Regions from separate parts of the Homo sapiens genome. Here region 1 is linked to region 2. The links are chromatin loops, found by intact Hi-C in ENCODE. Cell type or tissue: heart right ventricle. All regions are shown on one strand. Links, peaks and the distances in the headings refer to the core of each region. The heading gives the core; the rest is flanking DNA.

Region 1 (9,501 bases), core at 485-8,484, 56 kb after region 2:
GCAGCCTGGCCAACATGGTGAAACCCTGTCTCTACTAAAAAAAATACAAAAATTATCTGGGCGTGGTGGTGGGCACCTGTAATCCCAGCTACTCAGGAGGCTGAGGCAAAAGAATACTTTGAACCTGGGAGGCGGAAGTTGCAGTGAGCCAAGATCGCACCATTGCACTCCAGCATAGATGACAGAGTGAGACTCCGCCTCAAAAAGAAAAAAAAGAAAAGAAAAGAGTCACCCTGCAGGAACAATGGCCATTATCTGTCACACGGCTTTTGGACTTACCATTTGCCTGGATGTCTTTGTGTGAAGAAAGCCAAGTCCCCTACCCACCACCTCCTCATCCCCCACACAATCATCTCCATGCAGTTTCACCTTCGTCTTCCAATACCGCACATCTGTGACACGCTGCGAGCAGTGCTGCACAGAAGCATATTTTAAAAGCTTCCTATAACTTCCCCGCCTCTTGTTTCTTTGGTTCAAGAACAGTTGACCCATGGGGCAGGAAAGTATATAAAAATATCCCTATGGGCTGGGCACGGTGCCTCACGCCTATAATGCCAGCATTTTGGGAGGCCAAGGCGGGAGGATCACCTGAGGTCAGGAGTTCAAGACCAGCCTGGCCAACATGGTGAATCTCCATCTCTCCTAAAAATACAAAAATTAACCGAGTGTGGTGGTGCATGCCTGTAATCTCAGCTGCTTGGGAGGCTGAGGCAGAAGAATCACTGGAAGCCGGGAGGAAGAGGTTTCAGTGAGTCAAGATCATGCCATTGCACTCCAGCCTGGGTGACAAGAGCAAAACTCCAACTCAAAAAATAAAAATATCCCTGTGCACCCAGAGGGGGCCCCGATCTCAGGGAAAGGTTGATCTTGGGAGAGGCAGGGCATAGATTAAAAACAATTGTCTAATGCACGATTAAATACGTTCATGGGCTTGCACAGTGTAAGAGCTCAAGAGAGACTTAGAAATAACAGAGTACCTCCCTCCCTCTGCCTTGCAGACAGGGAAAGTGGTTCCAAAAACAGGCTTTCGAAGCCCCAACATGTTTGTTTCTGAGCCCTCACATGGCTTCTTAGCAGTCTTTGGGCTTTCTAGCTCAGGTGCATACACATCAGACACATTTTCATTGAGCTCACAGGAAATCACTGCAGCTCACACAGCTTCCTCAAAAAGGCAAAAATCACCGGGAGAAAGTCACAAGGTTTAAGAACTTTCTCAGCCCCAAAGGGTTAATGGAGGCTGGCAATGCAGCATGATCCCACCCGGGCTTGGACAGGAAAAGAACTCAGGAGCTGTTTTTCTTCTCCGAAAGCCAATCCCAGTGGAGGCACTGGGGTTTTTAAAACCAAATGTCTCTACAGCTTGAAATGAACGACTGCGTGACCTCAGCCGTCACACACACATGGCCCCTGCTGTTAAACCCTGAGCAGGGCTGGGCTCAGGGCATCCCGTAAATATTCGACGTCTGTGAGGCACATGTGGGAGGAAGAGCTGCCATCAGAAGTGGTTTCAGCTGGAAGGCCAGAGTCTCTCTCTCTCTCTCTGTGTCTGTCTGTCTCTGAAAGTTACCGTCATCTGTTAGCAATTTCCCCACTCCCATTAAAGCCAGACACTGGATCCATTTGCGTTGCTGCAGACCACCATAAGGGATTCATTTTTATTGCTTGGATGTGAGTCTCTGAACCACATCAATTACAGCCCTTTGTGTTACCGACCAGGTAGTATGAATGAGACGATGACAATCTTACTGCAGAATGGTTCACAGATTGTACCGAGATGGAATTCTCCGTTCACTGAGAGCAGAGGAGGGAAAAAAATCTAGATTCTAGGCTACAGAGACAATTCAACTCCCACAAAATGTGAGTGCCTTATCAGTCTCAGCAAAACCTCACTCCTGCAGGTGTGGACAGTTGGGACCTGAAACTCAAGTGGAAGGAGTGATTTCCAAAGCTACAGAAACAAACATAACATGATTGTCATTACTAGCAATCATGCATGAAAAATTGAGTCATTAACCCTGTGGAGATATTTCTAAAACACACATTGGACCCAGACTGGAGAACTGAGTTTCCTGCTGCTTCTTCCATGAATTTGTGCCGTGACTCTGGGAACGTCATGCAGATGGAGCCTCAGTTTCCTCTTCTGTCCAGTGAAGGGCTGAAGGGTTTAGATGATCTGAATTTCCCTCCATCTCTAGCTCTCTAGGACTCTAGGCACCTTTATAAAGTGGGGAAATAGAATCATCAGGATAAACTCTTGCAGAAATCATCATACTGGGGCAGTGAGGAGAGGTGAACCATGCTGAGCACTGCACAAAACATTTCGGACAGAAAGTCCTGTGCCTCCCCCAGCTTTCCGTCTAAGACAAGCATGCATGCAATAGCAAGAATCCCTAGGCACAGGACTGAACCAGGACTCCCGGCCACAAAAGCTGCCATGGGAAGCTATAGCTTCTCCAGCTCCTCAGTGGCACCGTTCAGCCCTCAAGGCAGACTCTCACCAGGAGAAGAGCCAGGGTGGCTACGCTGTGGGAGCAGGGGACCCTAAAAGTGCATGGAGAGCGGCCTTCACCCTTGCAGGAAATGCCTGAGCCTCCCAGATGGGCCTGACCTGGCCCGAAGATACCACCCCTCTTAGAGGGGCCTCACCAGCTGACAGATCCATCATATCCCGGCAAAAAGGGGAGTCTGGAACCAGGACTTCACCCACTGTCTTCTCTCTTGCTCTCTTTTGTTTTCTGCAAGTGATGGATGGACGTACTTTGAAGGAAGTTCAGCCTGATAAGTCATTTCCTCCCCCGAAGGCATCTGACTCACCTCTAATTCACCTCCCATGAGGCTGCTCAGGACAGACAATGTGGATTTTTTCCTGAGTTGTAATATACTGTGGCTTCTTCACTCAAGCCCCCACAAGTAGCTTTGCCTGTGCAGGAAACCCAGGCTGGGGCCCTCGGGGCTTGCCGTCATCCTGCTTTTCTGCAACATATCCACCCATCTCCCGTTTCCACTCCAGGAGAACAGAAGGGTGACGCTGCCCAGACTCACAAGAGCTCGGGGTCCAGCTGTGGGGTGCAGCCAGGACCCAATGCCATGTCTGATCCCCACACGGGAGACCACCAGCCTGCTTCGCAAAGGAGTTCAAAGGAAGCAAGCACCAGCCAGGCGAGACACTCATCCAGCTGTGAGCATCACGGCCTAAAGGCAACATGCAGGGGCTCTTTCCCATTTTTAATGGAATCTTAACTGTCCACCAACCACGTCTTCCAGATTTACCCACAAGGCTTGACAGCGTCAGAGGAAAGAAAGGAGATTCTCCCATCCCGTGCTCTTCTTTCTCTCTGCTGGGCGGTTGTGTGTACAGAGCGCAGGCCACCACACACACACACACACACACACACACACACGCATACACACATACACGCACACGCATGCACATACACACATACACACATGCACATACACACATACACACACATACACACATGCAGAGTGCAGTTCGTAGTGGCCATGCATGAGCAGCCCCATCCAGGTGGGCAAAGGGAGTGATGATGAGCAGCCTGGGCCCGAGCTGTGGTCAAGACAGCCCTGCCCCATCGGTTTCAGCCACCCGGAGCGGCCGCCCCACCCGCCTCCTGCAAAGAGGTGAGCTGCCCCTGCCCACTGCTGCTCCAGCTCACACCCGTCATCCGTGAGCCATTACTGACTACCTACAGGGTGCGCCCGCCGTGGTCTGCATGTCCCACAGAAATTACCCAGGGCTGGCCCAGCGGCTCCCAGCAGACGGCCAGGCATGTGCTCCCAGGGGCACTGGTCCTAGACAGATGAGGACACATAGGGACTGACACCCCTGAAAACGCCTGGGGCAGCAGGCGAGTCACCAGGAGGAGGACTCAGGAGCCGGAAAGGAAGGGCCCATCCCTGGAAGCGTCTGAGCAGAGGCTGGGCAGTCCCAGCAGGGCAGTGTCAGAGGGGACTGGAGGCTCCAAAGCTCTGCTGATGCTGAGACCCTATGAGGCTGTGTCCCACCAAATGAGCCTGCTGAGCTCACAGGCCTGCGTCCCACCAACCGGGAGTGCTGGTCCCACAAGGCTTCATTCCACCAATGGGGCCTGCTGAGACCCCATGAGGCTGTGTCCCTTCAACTGGGCCTGCTGACGAGTGAGCTAGAAGTGGATTTCCTGGAAATGAAATCCATGCCATGACCTGAGAAAGGAGAGTGGCTGAGGAGAGGGCAGCAGGGGATGCCCCCCTCATGGGGGGATGCTCCCCACCCCTCCCTTTAGTACTGAGGGACCCCAGCAGCTGCAGAAGACCAGGGACCAGGGGCCGCTGTCATGGCCTGTGTTGAAATGTGAATGCCTCAGGTTTCCTCTCCCTGAATTTTCCCCTTTCCTCTTCCCTGTTTACCTTTCTGCCTCAATATCCCTGAGTACAAATCGCAAGGACACCAACAGCGGCTTCAGTGGGTCCTTGTGTGAGCCAGGCACATGTACTATTATCTCATTTAATCCTGAGGGAGGCGTGAGGCAGGCCGGGGCAGAAACAGCCTGCACATTTTTCTAGCTTTTGGTTCTAAAACCCCAAGCCCCTGGGAGAAAGGGGAAGGTGGAGTGGGCAGAGAGGGCTTGAAGAAGCTTGAGGGGAGAAGGATCTCCCCAACAAGAGATTAATCAGGCCTGATAGGAAGCAGCCAAGGGAGAGGTAGAAACAACAACAGAGGGAAAGAGAGAGAAGGAGAGAGAGAGAAGAATGAGAGAAAGAGAACGAGAGAACAAGAGAGAGAGGAGAGAGAAAATGAGAGAAAAGGAGAACGAGAGAGGAGAGAGAGAGAAGAACGAGAGAGACAGAACGAGGGAGAGAATCAGAGAGAAAGAGAACAAGAGAGAGAACGAGGGAGAGGAAAGCAAGAATAAGAGTGAGAAGAGAGAGCAAGAACACAAGAGAGAGAAGCAGAGAGAGAGAGAAGAACGAGAGAATGAGAGAGACAGAATGAGAGAGAACAAGAGAGAAAGCGAGAGAGAGGAGAGAGAATGAGAGAGAGAGAAAGAACGAGAGGAGAGAATGAGATAGAGATGAGAGAGTGAGAATGCAAGAGAGAGAGGAGAGAGAGAGAAGAACGAGAGAGAGAGAACAAGAGAGAGGAGAGAATGAGAGTGAGATGAGAGAGTGAGAATGTAAGAGAGAGGAGAGAGAAGAACGAGAGAGAGAGAACAAGAGAGAGGAGAGAGAGAACAAGAGAAAGAAGAAGGAGAGAGAACAAGAGAGAGACAGGAGAGAAAGAACAAGACAGAGAGAACAAGAGGAGAGAGAAAGAGAACAAGAGAGAACGAGAGAGAATGAGACGGGAGAGAGAGAACATGCACCCTGGGGAACTGTGCCCATGTTCTCAGCTCCTCTGAGGGACAGAGCTGAACTCTGGAGAGGGCAGATGGACCCCCCCACCTCCTTCACCTCCTGCCCGGGAAGCCAGAGTGCCATGAGACCAGGCCTCGGAGTCTCAGCTGCCCCCGTGCACACAGAGCATAAAGGCCCCACAAGGAAATGAGGGCCCTGAGACCCCCAAGGTTACCCCACAGTCTTTGGGTGGAGAAAGCCGGGGAAGGACTGACTGGAATTTCCCAGGACCCTGCCACCCGGACCTGCACTCAGATGTCAAGTTACTACAGGAAAATAAAGTGTGCTCTATTTCTTCTGCAACTGAGTTTTTGGACCAGCATTTACATATGCGACATTTGTTTTTAAATTCCCAGCTTAACACCTGGTAGTTCCTCAATGCATGTTTATCGAACGACTGCGTGGGCCAGAGTCAAAAAGAGTGCTGCCGGAGAGGCAACAGAAACATACGATTGGCCAGTGGTTCTCAAAGTGTCACCGAGGAACAGCTGAAGGGTTCCAGATCCTTTCATAATAATCCTAAGACACTAATTGACTTCTTCATTCTCATTCTCTCACAGTGAAGTTTCCAGAAGCTACATGACACGCGGTTCAATTCCGATTGAATGCGGAAGGAGATATGACAACCTTAACGTCCTCTATTAAGCCATACATTAAAAGGACTTGCAAGATGTAAAATAATGCCCTTCTTTTCACTGAATTCTTTTGTCTTGAAAAAATATAATTATTTCCTATAAGAATATTTGATGTTGGTGTGCAACAGGTTTATTAATCGACTGATAGATTAATACATGCATATTTTTTAAGTTTCTCAGCTGTAATTGTTAATGCAACATACATTGATAGATGCGGCCATATAAACAAGAGCTCCTCGGGAGCCTCAGTGGTTTTTCAGAGTACAAAGTGAGTCCTGAGACTACCTTGTTTGAGGATCACTGTAATAAACAAAGAGCAGTGCAGGGGCGAGCTGAAGGGGACAGTGGCTTTGTCGCTGACTGTTTGACCTTGAACAGGCTGTTTGACCTTGAGTAGGCTGTTTGACCTCTGGCCTCATCTACCAGTGGAAGATGCTGAGCAAACGGGTCCCAAGTCCCCTCCACCTTTAACCACCTGTAACTCTTGGTTCTTTCACAGCAGAGGCAGAGACTGGGAGCTCAAAAGGCCAAAGGGGCCCTCCCCGAAAGCCTGGCTCCCTGGAGCACACCGTGAGAATGCCACAGCATCGGTCTGCTGGCGAAAAATAACCGCCCTGAGACCTGGGGTCCGAGCACTTCTCCCAGGGCCCGGAGGAGAGGGGTGATGTCAGCGCCCTGCAGCCGGCGGCATTCCTGGGCGCACAGGTCTGTGGGTGATTGCTCAGGAATCCGCCATCCATTCATGCCTCCAGAAATGTCACCTCTAATCCATGCCTGAGCACAGAGTGTTTGCCTGTGTGTGTGTGTGTGTGTGTGTGTGTGTGTGCACCACACTCCATCAAATGCAAGAAGTAATCCAATTTAGGCTCTTACGTCCTTTCAGGGAAGACTCACAGAGAAACAAAGCTCCGAGCCCTGTGTTTCGGGAAGTCACCCCTGTGTTGTGGCCTCAGCAAGCAGAAATTTGAAGGAGCAGGTGGGGGTGTGAGACCCAGCAGTGATGGTGCCCTTCCCGCCTCCTGGCCAGAGGCCCTCCTGCCCATCCCTCCCGGAGCCCACGCTGTCCTCCGTGGGGCTATTGGAAACCTACTCTGAAACTGTTATAAATACTCAATAATAAACAAACATGAGTTATTTCTGAAATGTTCCCAGGAATAGCCAACTGCCCAAATAGCCAAGGTTGTTCTTCAAGTCCTGGGAAAAATAGAAATGTGGGTATGGTTTATTTTTCCTTTGCTCAAAGCAGGATCCTTGGTCACACACATCTAATTTTAGTTTTCTGTTTCTATTTTGTATGTTATCATTGTGTAGCCCAGGGAAAGAGAGAAGAGAGGGGTGGGAGAGAGACTGGGGAAGAATGAGGGGGAGAGAGAGAGAATGAGCATGAAGGGAAGACGGGAGGAAGATTCTGGTCTTCAGCTCTTGCTCCTGTGATAACATTTGGAAAAACAACAGTGTAGTCTTCAATATTTCCTTGGCCCTGCTGGAAGTGAATTTTAGAGACCCAAGATGGTGGGTGAGCCATAGAGAAATGTTATAAATTTCCAAGTCTCCTCAAAATCAGATAATAAGTGAAAATGTAGATAGCTGGAAAAAAAAAAATAAAGGGAGGCCACGATGAAGACCACAGCTCACCCAAGGCATCAGAAAAGGAGTTTCCAGTGAGCAAGGAGGGTCTGGAATTAAGACGTTTTGGGGCCAGGTATGGTGAGTCACGCATTTAATCCCAGAGCTTTGGGAGGCCAAGGCAGGCAGGTCACTAGAGGCTAGGATTTCAAGACCAGCCTGGGCACCATAGCGAGGCTGCATCCCTACAAAAAATACAAAACTTAGCCAGGCATGGTGGTGTGAGCCTGTCATCCCAGCTACTCTGGAGGCTGAGGCGGGAGGATCACTGGAGCCCAGAAATTGGAGGCTGCCGTGAGCTATGATCACACCACTGCACTCCAGCCTGAGCGGACCCTATCTTAAAAAATACTAAAAAGACCCTTTCACAAGGTCACCTGGACACCGGAAATGCCTCTGTTTCCCACATGCTGCTATGGAGGAGAACAAGCAATAGACAGCCCCGATAAATCCCCACCAGTGAGCTGCACTCAGGGCTGGCCCACTCTGACCACTTCCTCCCTTGGCTATTAGGACTCAACCAAATCGGCACGTTTAGCGAGTAGTTGCTGAGATGCCAGACAGCGCTCAGAACTGGGTGCATGCGCTGAGGCTGGCAAAGCCATCCTCCTGCTTGGGAAAGACTAGCAAAGCAGAGTTCTGCCCTGGGACTCTAGAGGGGAGCCCCTTGCAGCTGGCATTCCCCTGACCAGGCCCTCACTTGCCAGGATGGGACCCAGGAGTCCTAACACCAGCCAGGCTTTGCACCCCCTGCCCGTAACACTGGTCTGGAATCTTCAAAGCAGCCACAGAAGCCCCTGAGCCCCCTTCATTTGTTCCTAATCTGCCTTCTCCAGACCCCACCTTCACCCAATTTGGAGCATGTGGCTCTCTCCCCGACTGCAGTCGGTGGTGCCACTGTGTGGATTTGATGTTGGCTTTTGGCCTACCTGGTGTCAGCTTTTCCCAGAAGATCACACTGGGCTTGAGTTCCATTTCTCAATGCACTCTGCTAATTCAACCCTGGCCAAATGAGCTTTCAACACCACAGCCGCCCTGGAAGAATGCGGTGCACACATCAGCACTCTGCTTTAAGCTCCAATGTGCTATTCCTGCTGCAGCCTCAATGCAGACACGGGGTGGGCAAGTAGCCCGTCTGACGAGGGGCCCACAGGAAGTCCGTCACCCTCCCAGGCCCGTCTGACGAGGGGCCCACAGGAAGTCTGTCACCCTCCCAGGCCCACCTGATGAGGGGTCCACAGGAAGTCCATCACCCTCCCAGGCCCACTTGATGAGGGGACCACAGGAAGTCCATCACCCTCCCAGGCCCACTTGATGAGGGGACCACAGGAAGTCCATTACCCTCCCAGGCACATCTGAAGAGGGGCCCACAGGAAGTCCACCACCTTCCTGAGTCCACCTGATAAGGAGCCCACAGGAATCCCATCACCTTCCCAGGTGCTCTTAGCATGTGGGCGTAGTCCTAACATCTGCAAGCATCCTGAGGGGGAAAAATAAATGAAGCTCAAGGAAGAGAAAAACCATTTCATGCCTTACCCAAGGCCTTTCTCCAGAGCTGTTCTCATGAACGACACAACCCTAATCACAGCTAACATGAAAGGCTAAGTCACCAAGACTGTGTGGCGACCGCACACTCATGCCGACAGTGTCACAACAAGATCCATCTCACGCCTGTAATCCCAGCACTTTGGGAGGCCACGGCAGGAGGACTGCTTGAGGCCAGGAGTTCGTGACCAGCCTAGGCAACTTAGTGAGTCCTCATCTCTATTTTAAAATAAATAAATATTTTTGTAAAAAGCTCCATCTTATCTGTTGGCATGGCCAGCCCTTACACTCCCAAAAGGACTCC
Region 2 (9,501 bases), core at 670-8,669:
AGTGGCATGGTCTCAGCTCACTGCAACCTCACCTCCCGGGTTCAAGCGATTTTCCTGCCTCAGCCTCCCAAGTAGCCGGGATTACAGGTGTGTGTCACCACACTCAGCTACTTTTTGTATTTTTAGTAGAGACGGGGTTTCACCATGTTGGCCAGGCTGGTCTTGAACTCCTGACCTTGTGATCCGCCCACCTCAGCCTCCCAAAGTGCTGGGATTACAGGTGTGAGCCACCGCGCCTGGCCCTTTGAATATTCTTGACCACATTTTCCCTGTGGAGGACAAAGGTCATCTCACCTGCCCAGATGCTGCACCCTAGAGGCTGCCTCGGGTCTGTGTTCAAGAGCCATAAACACAGACTGAAGTCAGGCTTCTTTATAATGGCCGATAAAAGATGTGGTGACCTAAATCCTTTCTTCTGTGTTTCCATCTGACCTCCTGCCTTCCTCTCTGTGGCCCAACTCAATTTCCCTACATGGGAATTTTTCTCTGCCAGACTTCTCATGCTGTCCATTTTGTATTTCCAACTCTCATCGCCTTTAATTCTCTTGTAAATCTCATTCTTGTTTTTCCAGTCTTCACTTTTTTAAATTTTTAATTTAATGTAATTTAATTTTTTTGAGATAGGGTCTTGCTCCGTCATCTGGGCTGGAGTGCAGTGGCACAATCTTGGCTCACTGAAGCCTCAATCTCTCAGGCTCTAGCGATCCTCCTGCCTCAGCCCCACAAGTAGCTAGGACCACAGGTGTGTGCCGCTGCCACCACACCCAGCTAGTTTTACAGTTTTTCTTGCACAGACAGGGTCTCACTATGTTGCCCAGGCTAGTCTCAAACTCCTGGGCTCAAGCAATCCTCCCCTCCTTGGCCTCCCAAAGTGCTGGGATTACAGGCTTGAGCCACCGCGCCTGGTCCATTCTTCGCTCTTTAAAGCCTAGGTTGCTCTGCCAGTGCTCTCCTCTCCCATTTTCTTTTTCCTTTGTCCTCCTCCTCCTTCTCACTCACCCTCCCTCTCTCTCTTCCTTTCACCATCTCTCTACATCCAGATCTCTGCCCTCTCTCTTTTCCGCTGCTCTCTGTTTTTGCTTTTTCTCCGTAACTACTGCCTTCGTGTCTTCTGTTTCTTCTACTCCTTTTTTTGTTTGTTTGAGACAGAGTTTCACTCTTGTTGCCCAGGCTCAAGTGCTATGGCACAATCTCGGCTCACTGAAACCTCTGCTTCCCGGGTTCGAGCGATTCTCCTGCCTCAGCCTCCTGAGTAGCTGGGATTACAGGCATGCACCACCATGCCCAGCTAATTTTTGTATTTTTAGTAGAAATGGGGTTTCACCACGTTGGCCAGGCTAGTCTCAAACTCCTGACCTCAGGTGATCCACCCGCCTCGGCCTCCCAAAGTGCTGAGATTACACGCGTGAGCCACCGTGCCCGGCCTGTTTCTTCTACTCCTGACCCTCTCTCCCCATCTTTGCTCGGTACCGCCACTTCTTTCCAAATACAACCCAACTTCCACTCTGGCCTAACATATTTTTCCCTGGTACTCATTCATTGTTTAAGAATGTCTTTGATCTTGGGACACAGCCTTAATGCAAGTTGTTTTTCCTTCCTGTGGTAAGAAAGCTTCAGGAGCCTTTTCCCTTCAGGCTGCAGAACTGGGAGCAAGCACAGCTGATGCCAGCTCCTCCTGCTCCTGTTTTCACAGGTCCTGCCCTCCAGGGGAATGTTCCAGGTACATTCTGCGTCTCAGAGATAATGCAAAAGCCAAAGAGACAAGCACAAGTCAGTTATTTGGGGACCCCTCTAACTGTGTTTTCTTTAGTTCCATCTGTTTCTGTCTGACTTTCTACAGAAACCTACACCCTGTATGCTTTATCACTCAGGGAATAAGTTCTGCTGGAACGTCCTCGATGAGCTATGCATAGCAAAGTTAAGTCTTGTTCCTCAAATAGCTCATTCTCCAGGATCTGTGGACACAAAACAATCACCGTAAACAAGCAGGGGCATGTAAGCAACCAGACGCACAATGCTGACCACAGAGGCGCCTGGTCTGAGAAGGGAGAGCCCAGGGCAAGCCGGAGGAATCACCGACACCTTGCAGGAGAGGAGGGGAGAGGAGGGCTGGGCTGCGCTTGAAGGGAGGAGGGTGCCGTCCACTTCATACCCACAGACCCGCTCTTTTGTCCTAAAACAGGGATGATGTATTTCATATGGAGGAGTTCTGTGTCTCCCCATGTCTCTAGCAAAATTGACTTTTTCTAAGCTGCCCTTGAGAGGATTCAAGTAGCAAAAGTTTCTGTGGTCTTATCACCACCATTAAAGTCATGATTTCAAAGACGAGAGCCGCATGGAAGGAAGTTCTTATCACCTGACCGTAGGGTACAGACACCCCGAGGGGAAGGCCCTGTTGCTGTAGCTGCTGGTTCAGTCGCTTGGAAGGAAGTTCCTATCGCCCGACCCTGGGGAATGGACACCCCAAGGGGAAGGCCCTGTTGCTTTAGTTGCTGGTTCGGTCACGTAGCACAGCCCACTGTCTCATTAGGCTGAAAATATTAGACAAATGAAATCAATTTGAGCAGAATTAATGCCACAGATCGCAGAATTTGGAAGGCCATGAAAGAGAGATCTTCTCCCCAGGGTGAAAGTCAAGGTCTTTCTTGAGGGCAGTTTACCCCAAGAGCCAAGGATTAAAAGTGTGCCCATAATATCCTGCTTTCCGGTTGGTTCAATTTTAAGAACATTTAAGGTCCCGCCATGTGTTAAGAAGTGGGATGGGAGCTTGACCACTGTCTTGCACAACTCAAGGGCACCTTCACAGTATGTCTCATGTCTGTGGACAATGTCACAATATGTCTGCCTGGATGTGTGCTAGGCAAAGGTCCTCACATAGAAGACAGAAGATGCAAAAATAAATGGGTTTGTTGGGGTGTTTTGTTTTGTTTTGGTTTGTTTTTTTGTTTTTCAGAAAGTATCTCACTCTGTCACCCAGGCTGGAGTGCAATGGTGCAATCTCGGCTCACTGCAGATTCCGCCTCCCCAGGCTCAAGCCATCCTCCCACCTCAGCTCCCAGGCCTCCCCCGTCACCAGTAGCTGGGACTACAGGCGTATACCACCACTCCTGGCTAATTTTTGTATTTTTTGTAGAGCCAGGGTTTCACCATGTTGCTCAGGCGGGTCTGGAACTCCTGGACTCAAGTGATCTGCCCACCTCGGCCTCCTAAAATGCTAGGACCTCAGGCATGAGCCACTGCGCCCAGCTGGGGTTGTTGTTTGACGGGTAGACAGTTACCGTTTGGGATGATGAAATTCTGGAAATGGATGGTGGTGACAGTTCTAGTTTGATTTCATGTGACTTAGTGTTGAGACTAAGGCATTGAGACTATGGTACACTTAATGCCACCAAATTGTGTACCTAAAATGGTAAATTTTATGCTATATATTTACCTTGATCAAAATAAACAAAAACAAATGAGAAAAGTCCTTGAACCCAAGAAACTCACAGACCCAGGTGATAAAGGGTGTAAAATAAAATAAGGGCAATGTATAAATAGGCATCCGCCACCCTAAGATCACAGAGTGGGGCATGACTGGTTGGCACGGGATGCTGAATTATCAGTAGATACTACACATTGGATGAACAGGGAGCTTTGAGAGGGATGGTAGTACACCGAGTCTGGAAGCAGGGCTAAGGGTTCATTGGCTGAATAGACCCTAGTATCCTCTGGAATATCCTTAGAAAAGCTTGGACCCTGGCTCTCTTGGTCAAGAAGACTCCATCCACATGGATAGGGTGGATTTGGAAGGGAATACCACACAAGTAGGAAGAAAAGACACTTCTAAAACCAGAAGACTGTCTGCTGGCCAAGGAAGGGTGGAAGACACAGAGAGAAGACCGGAGGTGGCCCTGGCAGGGTGAGAGCTCCTACAGCGGTTCTTCTAGAGGCCAGCCCAGCGGTGGATTGGGAGTCATGCATGGGCAGGGAAAAGGACTTTAAAATTAAGTAATACCAAGGAAACCCTGTCCCTCCTTGACTCATCTTACAGGCCCCACTCCTTTCCTGCCATTGAGAAATTAGGGCTGTAAAACTGACTGATAACCTGGTTCTTGGGAGCTTGATTACAATCACCTGCTTTGGAGAACAATCACAGGCCTAAGAAGAGGGGAAAGGTTTCTAGTAAAGGGTATGGCAGACAACCAAGAATTTTTCTTCTCCTTTCAGGTGAATCTTTTAACCTAATATCCACATTTTTCTAACCAGAAATGAAATTGCATGGTGAAAACATTACTGTTATACTAGGGGAGCAAGAGGACAGAACATTTGAAATTGGAACATTGCTAAAAAGTCCAAATTTGTTACATCCCAATTATACTCCCAGGCTTCCAGAAATATCTGGAGAACAGCAATTTATGGAGAGTTCTGTCCACAGACACAATATGTTTCAGACTTCTGTCTGCTCCTCAGTGAAAGAATCACAGAGGCTTAAAAGCAAATAGTCGCAAGGGACCCAAGAGATAAAAGAGTCCAGCTTCCTCACTGTAATAGAAACACCACCATACCGTGTGCACACTGCTTGGGCATTTAATAAATGCTGGCTTTGGATTGTTTAATACAATAACTCTATAAAGTGGGCATTTTATTATTTCCATTTTATAGATTTTAGAAATGAGGCTCAATTAGATAAAATGAGATGCAGTGCCTGGGTCACATTGCTAGAAAATGAGAGCCCAGTTTTTAAACTTGTATCTTATGACACACTACCCACTGCTCTTTCCATTTAAAAAAAAAAACTTTCTGATCATAAAAGGTAGAATTCTTAACTTTAGATAATTCAGAAGAGGATAAGGAGGAAAATAAAGGGCAGTTAACATAAAATTGGAATCACACTATACACACATTTTATAATTTATATTTTTATATAATATATCATGAACATTTTCCCATACTTCAAAATATATACACTAAGATAGACTATATTCAGGGCCACAAAACAAACCTCAACATATTCAAAAGAATTCACATCTTATAGCGTGTGTTCTCCAATCACATGGAATCAAACTAGAAATCAATAACAGAGAAATGATAGGAAAATCTCATAACACTTGAAAACTAAATAGCACACTTCTAAATAACCCAGAGGTCAAAGAGGAAGTCTCCAGATAATTTTTTAATACATTGAACTGAATGAAAATGAAAATTCAACATATCAAAATTTGTGGCACTCAGCTAAAGCAGTGCTGAGGGGAAAATTCATAGCACTAAATGAATATATTAGAAAAAGGAAAAATTCAAATAAATAATCTAAGCTTCCACCTCAAGAACCTAAAAAAAAAGTAAATCCAAAGAAAGCAGAAATAAAGAAATAAAAACCAAACTCCATGAAATTGAAAACAGAAAAAAATAGAGAAAATCAATCAAGAACTAGTTTTTTTATAAGATCAATAAAATTGGTAAACTTCTAGTAAGACTGACAAAGGAAAAAAGAGGAAAGACATAAATTACAAATATCAGAAATAAAACAAGGATATTACCATAGACCCTACAGATATCAAAAGGATACTCATGGAATGCCACAAAAACTTTATCCACGTAAATTTTGACAACTTAGATGAAATAGACCAATTCCTTGAAAAATGTAAACTATAACAACTCATCAAATATAAAGTAGATGATTTGAATAGCCCTGTAACTATTAAAGAAATTTAATTGGTAATTTTTAACCTCCTAAAAAAGGAAATCTCCAGGCCCAGATGGTTTCCCTGGAGAATTCTGGATTGCTTCCAGGTTTGGGCTATTACAAATAAAACTACTACACACGCTGTGTACAGGTTTTTAAACAAATACGAACTAAGGATAAGTGCAACAACCTAGATGGGTCTTAGTGAATTATGTAGAGTGAAAAAAGCCAGTCCCAAAAGGTTTCACACTATATGATTCCATTTATAACAATCTTGAAATAACAAAATCATAGAGATGAAGAATAGGTTAGCTGTTTCCTGGGATTAAGGTGAGAATGGCACAGGAAGAAAGGGGGCATGGCTATAAAAGGGCAACACAAGTGATCCTTGCAGTGGTGAAAATGTTTTGTTGCTTGACCATATTAAGGTCAATGTCCTGGTTGCTGTCTTGTACTACAGTTTTGCAAACTGCTCCCATCTGGGGAAATTGGTGAAAGATACACAGGATCTCTGCATTCTTTCTTAAAATTCTTTCTTAAAAGATAAAACATTTAATTTTTAAAAATTAAAATAAAATGGAAATCACACTAAACATACATTTGTATTTTATAATTTTTAATATTTCATGAGCATTTTCTCATTGTCTAAAATATTTTTATGTATTATATTTTTTGATTTCTTTATACATCAACTATGGGTGTACTATAATTATTTGATTATTTCTTTTCCTTATGAGCTTGGATTGTTTCAAATTTTTTTATTATTATGAAAACTGATGAGAAGAACTTCCTGGTGCCCTTTTTTTTTAGAAAAAAAATTGTTGAGATATAAGTCACATACCATGTAATTCACTCATTTAAAGTGTACAGTTTAACATTTTAAAAATAATTCAGTGTTGTACAACCCTCACCACAATCTAATTTTAGAATATTTTTGTTCTGCTAAAATAAACATCATACCCATTAGCAATGAATCTGCATCTTCCCAACTTTCCTACTCCAAACTTAAGCAACCCTACTCTACTTTTAGCTTTACAAATTTGCCTATTCTGGATTTATATAAACAAAGTCATAGGATGTGGTCTTTTGTGCCTGGCTTCTTTCACTTAGCGCAGTGTTTTCAAGGGTCATCCATGTTGCAGCAAATATCACTACTTCATACCTTTTTACAGCAGAATAATATTCTACTATATGGATAGATCATATTTTATTTTTTCAATAGTGGTGAATATTGGGGTCTTTTCACTTTTCAGTTAGTATAAATAGTACTGCTATAAACACATACAATTTTTCTGTGTGGACACATGTTTTCATTTTCTTGGGCTTACACCAAGAGTGGAATTGCTGGGTCATACGGTAACCCTATGTGTAACTTTTTAACCTGGTGCCCATTTCTGATTATTTCTTGAAGACACTGTCCTAGAAATGAAAATAATTGGTCAAAGCCCATAGTCACCTTTATGGTTTCTGATTCATATTGCCAAATTACACATCTAAAAATTGTGCCAACTTCTGCTCTCACTGTCGTGCAGGACAATGCTTTCATGGTACAATTATGAACTCCAGAAGGTCTCCATGATCTGATCCTCTGTCATCTGATCTCAGTTTGGGTCCACGGGACTCACGAGGCAGCCCCCTCCTTTTCTAGATCAGGCTTTGTGAAGCAGCCAGAAGACCTGGTTCTCCCAAGCCTGCTACTTGCTGGCCATGTAACCTTGAGCAAGTTATTTCCTCCTCTGCAAAAGGAAGACAATACCCTCCTGCCTACTTCACTCAGACGTTCTGAAGATCGATGTAGCAATGTGGTGTAGACATGCTTTTGTAACGTGGACACACCCAGACAGGAATAAGTCTTGTCCAGGGAATATTTTTTGACAAACACTGCTTAACTGGTTTGTCCTCTGAGTGTCACAACTTTTGGCAGAACTTGGTAGTTGGAGGTCAGTGGTTGGCTGGTTCAGGTATATCTACTTTCACAGAACTTGAGAACAAACAAATTTTTTTCTCATATGAATTTGACTGCACTGCATGATTTTGATGTGTTATTTATTAAGCTGAACAACACACACACACCCACGTACATGTGCACACACACTACCACCAGTGGCCAAGTCAAGGAGGGACAAAGAAGGTGAAGGTGCCCTTGAATCTATTCTTCAACAGTGAAGTTTTTGTTCTTACTGATAAAAGTTCTTCCTTCCATTGAAATGAAACTCTCCCCCCACAGAAATTCTCATCAGTAGTCTTTGCTTGGCCCTCAGTCCTGTGGCCATGCCCCATTGCAAAGTTTTTCTCTAAGACTCTTCCCACAAGCCCAGTGCCTTCCTCTGCAACCAGGAGGACAGTGAGGTCCCCCTGGCCAGCTGATGGCTCCACACCGAGCCCAAGGTGACCTGTGCCTGTTCCCTGGTCAGCATGCTGGCATCTGTACTACTGGGCATTTTTCCATTGGTTCATGGGAGGTCCTGCCTAACTGTGGGATGATGAGAAGACAGAAGAGGCCACTATGACCAGAGGTGGGCCAGTGACCTGGAATCAGGGCTGGCTGTGGCCTCACTGGGTGCTGATGAGCATCTGGCCTGGGGCCTGGGAATGAGATCCCACCAGATGGTCCCCAAGGAGCTGTGTGTGTCCAGTGGAGAAGGCCTGTATCTTACTCAACTTTCTTTGCTAGACCCAGAAGGTTTATTTGAGAGGGGAAGATATTTAATTAAGTAAGATTAGCTGCTAGGTAGTAACTGCCTCCTATGTTCCAGCACTGTACATAGGTCATCTTTAATCCTCACAGCAATCTCCCAAGTAGGCATCACCACCCATTTCTCAGATAAAGAAACTGAGACTCTGCGAGGTTAAGTCACTTGCCTGAGCCCATAAAGCTAGGGCCAGCAGAGCAGCCTTTGCAGCCAGGTCTCACAGACTCCAAAGCCCACACTTTCCTCATTTCATGATCACACTGTCTGTGAGCTGGAGCCCCACACCCAGGGCTGCCCTAGCCCGCTGTGCAAAGGGTCAGCCCAGCAAGAATGGAGGTTCCCGGAGCCAGCAAGGACCCTGCCCAGGGCTGGGTTCAAAGCACCAGCTTTAACAGCTGTCGGAGGGAAAGCAGTGAGCAAATGTGCTCAGTGTCTCAGTCCCAAAAAGGTGGATATGGCCGCGCCCACCTGAGCCGGAGTCCCTCTCCCAGTCCCTGGGTGGCTTGGGCCTTCTTGTGTTTGTTCTGGCTTCTCGCCTTCTCCCCTCTTCCCCTGCAAAGCCCTTTGTGTAATGGGTTTTCCCTTCCAACTCAATCTCAAGAATTGTTTAGCCAAGGAGGGCCCTTGAGTCTCTCCCTGGGTGTTTGTTTTTGTTGAGAGGAAGCGCTAGTTATGAGTCAGTCCACCAGCAGCATATCCGAGAGCAGGCCCAACGCGGTGGGGCGCGTGCTCTGCTGATCCGCAGCCATCCGGGTTCAGCCCAGCCTGGCCAGCAGCTGCGGGTCACCAGCCAGAGCCATCACAGGGCGGGTTGTTAGGAGCAGTGTGTGGCAGGCATGACCCTCCTGGTGGGGGACAGAGGGGACGGTCCCCAGGGAAGGGAGCCACAAGGCAGACCACAAGCTGGACAGAAGTCAGGAACGCAGGCTGAGGAAAACCATTGCAGTTCTGTTCTAGGAGCCCAGAATGCCAGAGCCAAGGACACCCTCCTGAAAGACAGTGCAGCCAACAGAGGCATGGCCCCACCTGGGCAGGAGGGTGCCGGCCGGCTGAAGGTACCAGTGGGCTGATCTACCTGAGGGACTTGGCAAGGCTAGAGGAGTCAAGGCCAACCTGCAGCTCTGGGCGTCCTAGAGCACATGC

Evidence for each region. A loop is a pair of places that touch in the nucleus more often than their neighbours do. Peaks named below come from ENCODE experiments on the same cell type or tissue, not always from the same donor. Only the 100,000 strongest peaks of a DNase experiment are listed, where the experiment ranks them.
Region 1: it touches region 2 in a loop (2.4-fold over the local background); 14 of 110 quality-filtered maps call a loop at or near these places.

What each region holds. Positions count from the first base shown.
Region 1 is chr10:5,593,365-5,602,865 of GRCh38, forward strand. LASTR (lncRNA associated with SART3 regulation of splicing) reads right to left here and starts at 2,754. Exons shown (of 2, transcript NR_134491.1): 1 at 2,647-2,754; 2 at 1,620-2,215. RefSeq lists enhancers at 2,662-2,956, 3,242-4,114. In heart right ventricle, for the core only: no CTCF peak of the experiment used is centred there; no DNase peak of the experiment used is centred there; H3K27ac peaks cover 374 bases.
Region 2 is chr10:5,537,098-5,546,598 of GRCh38, forward strand. No RefSeq gene overlaps it. Among named protein-coding and RNA genes, the nearest start is that of CALML3-AS1, 16 kb to the left of the region's middle. RefSeq lists enhancers at 2,039-2,538, 9,275-9,501. In heart right ventricle, for the core only: no CTCF peak of the experiment used is centred there; no DNase peak of the experiment used is centred there; H3K27ac peaks cover 539 bases.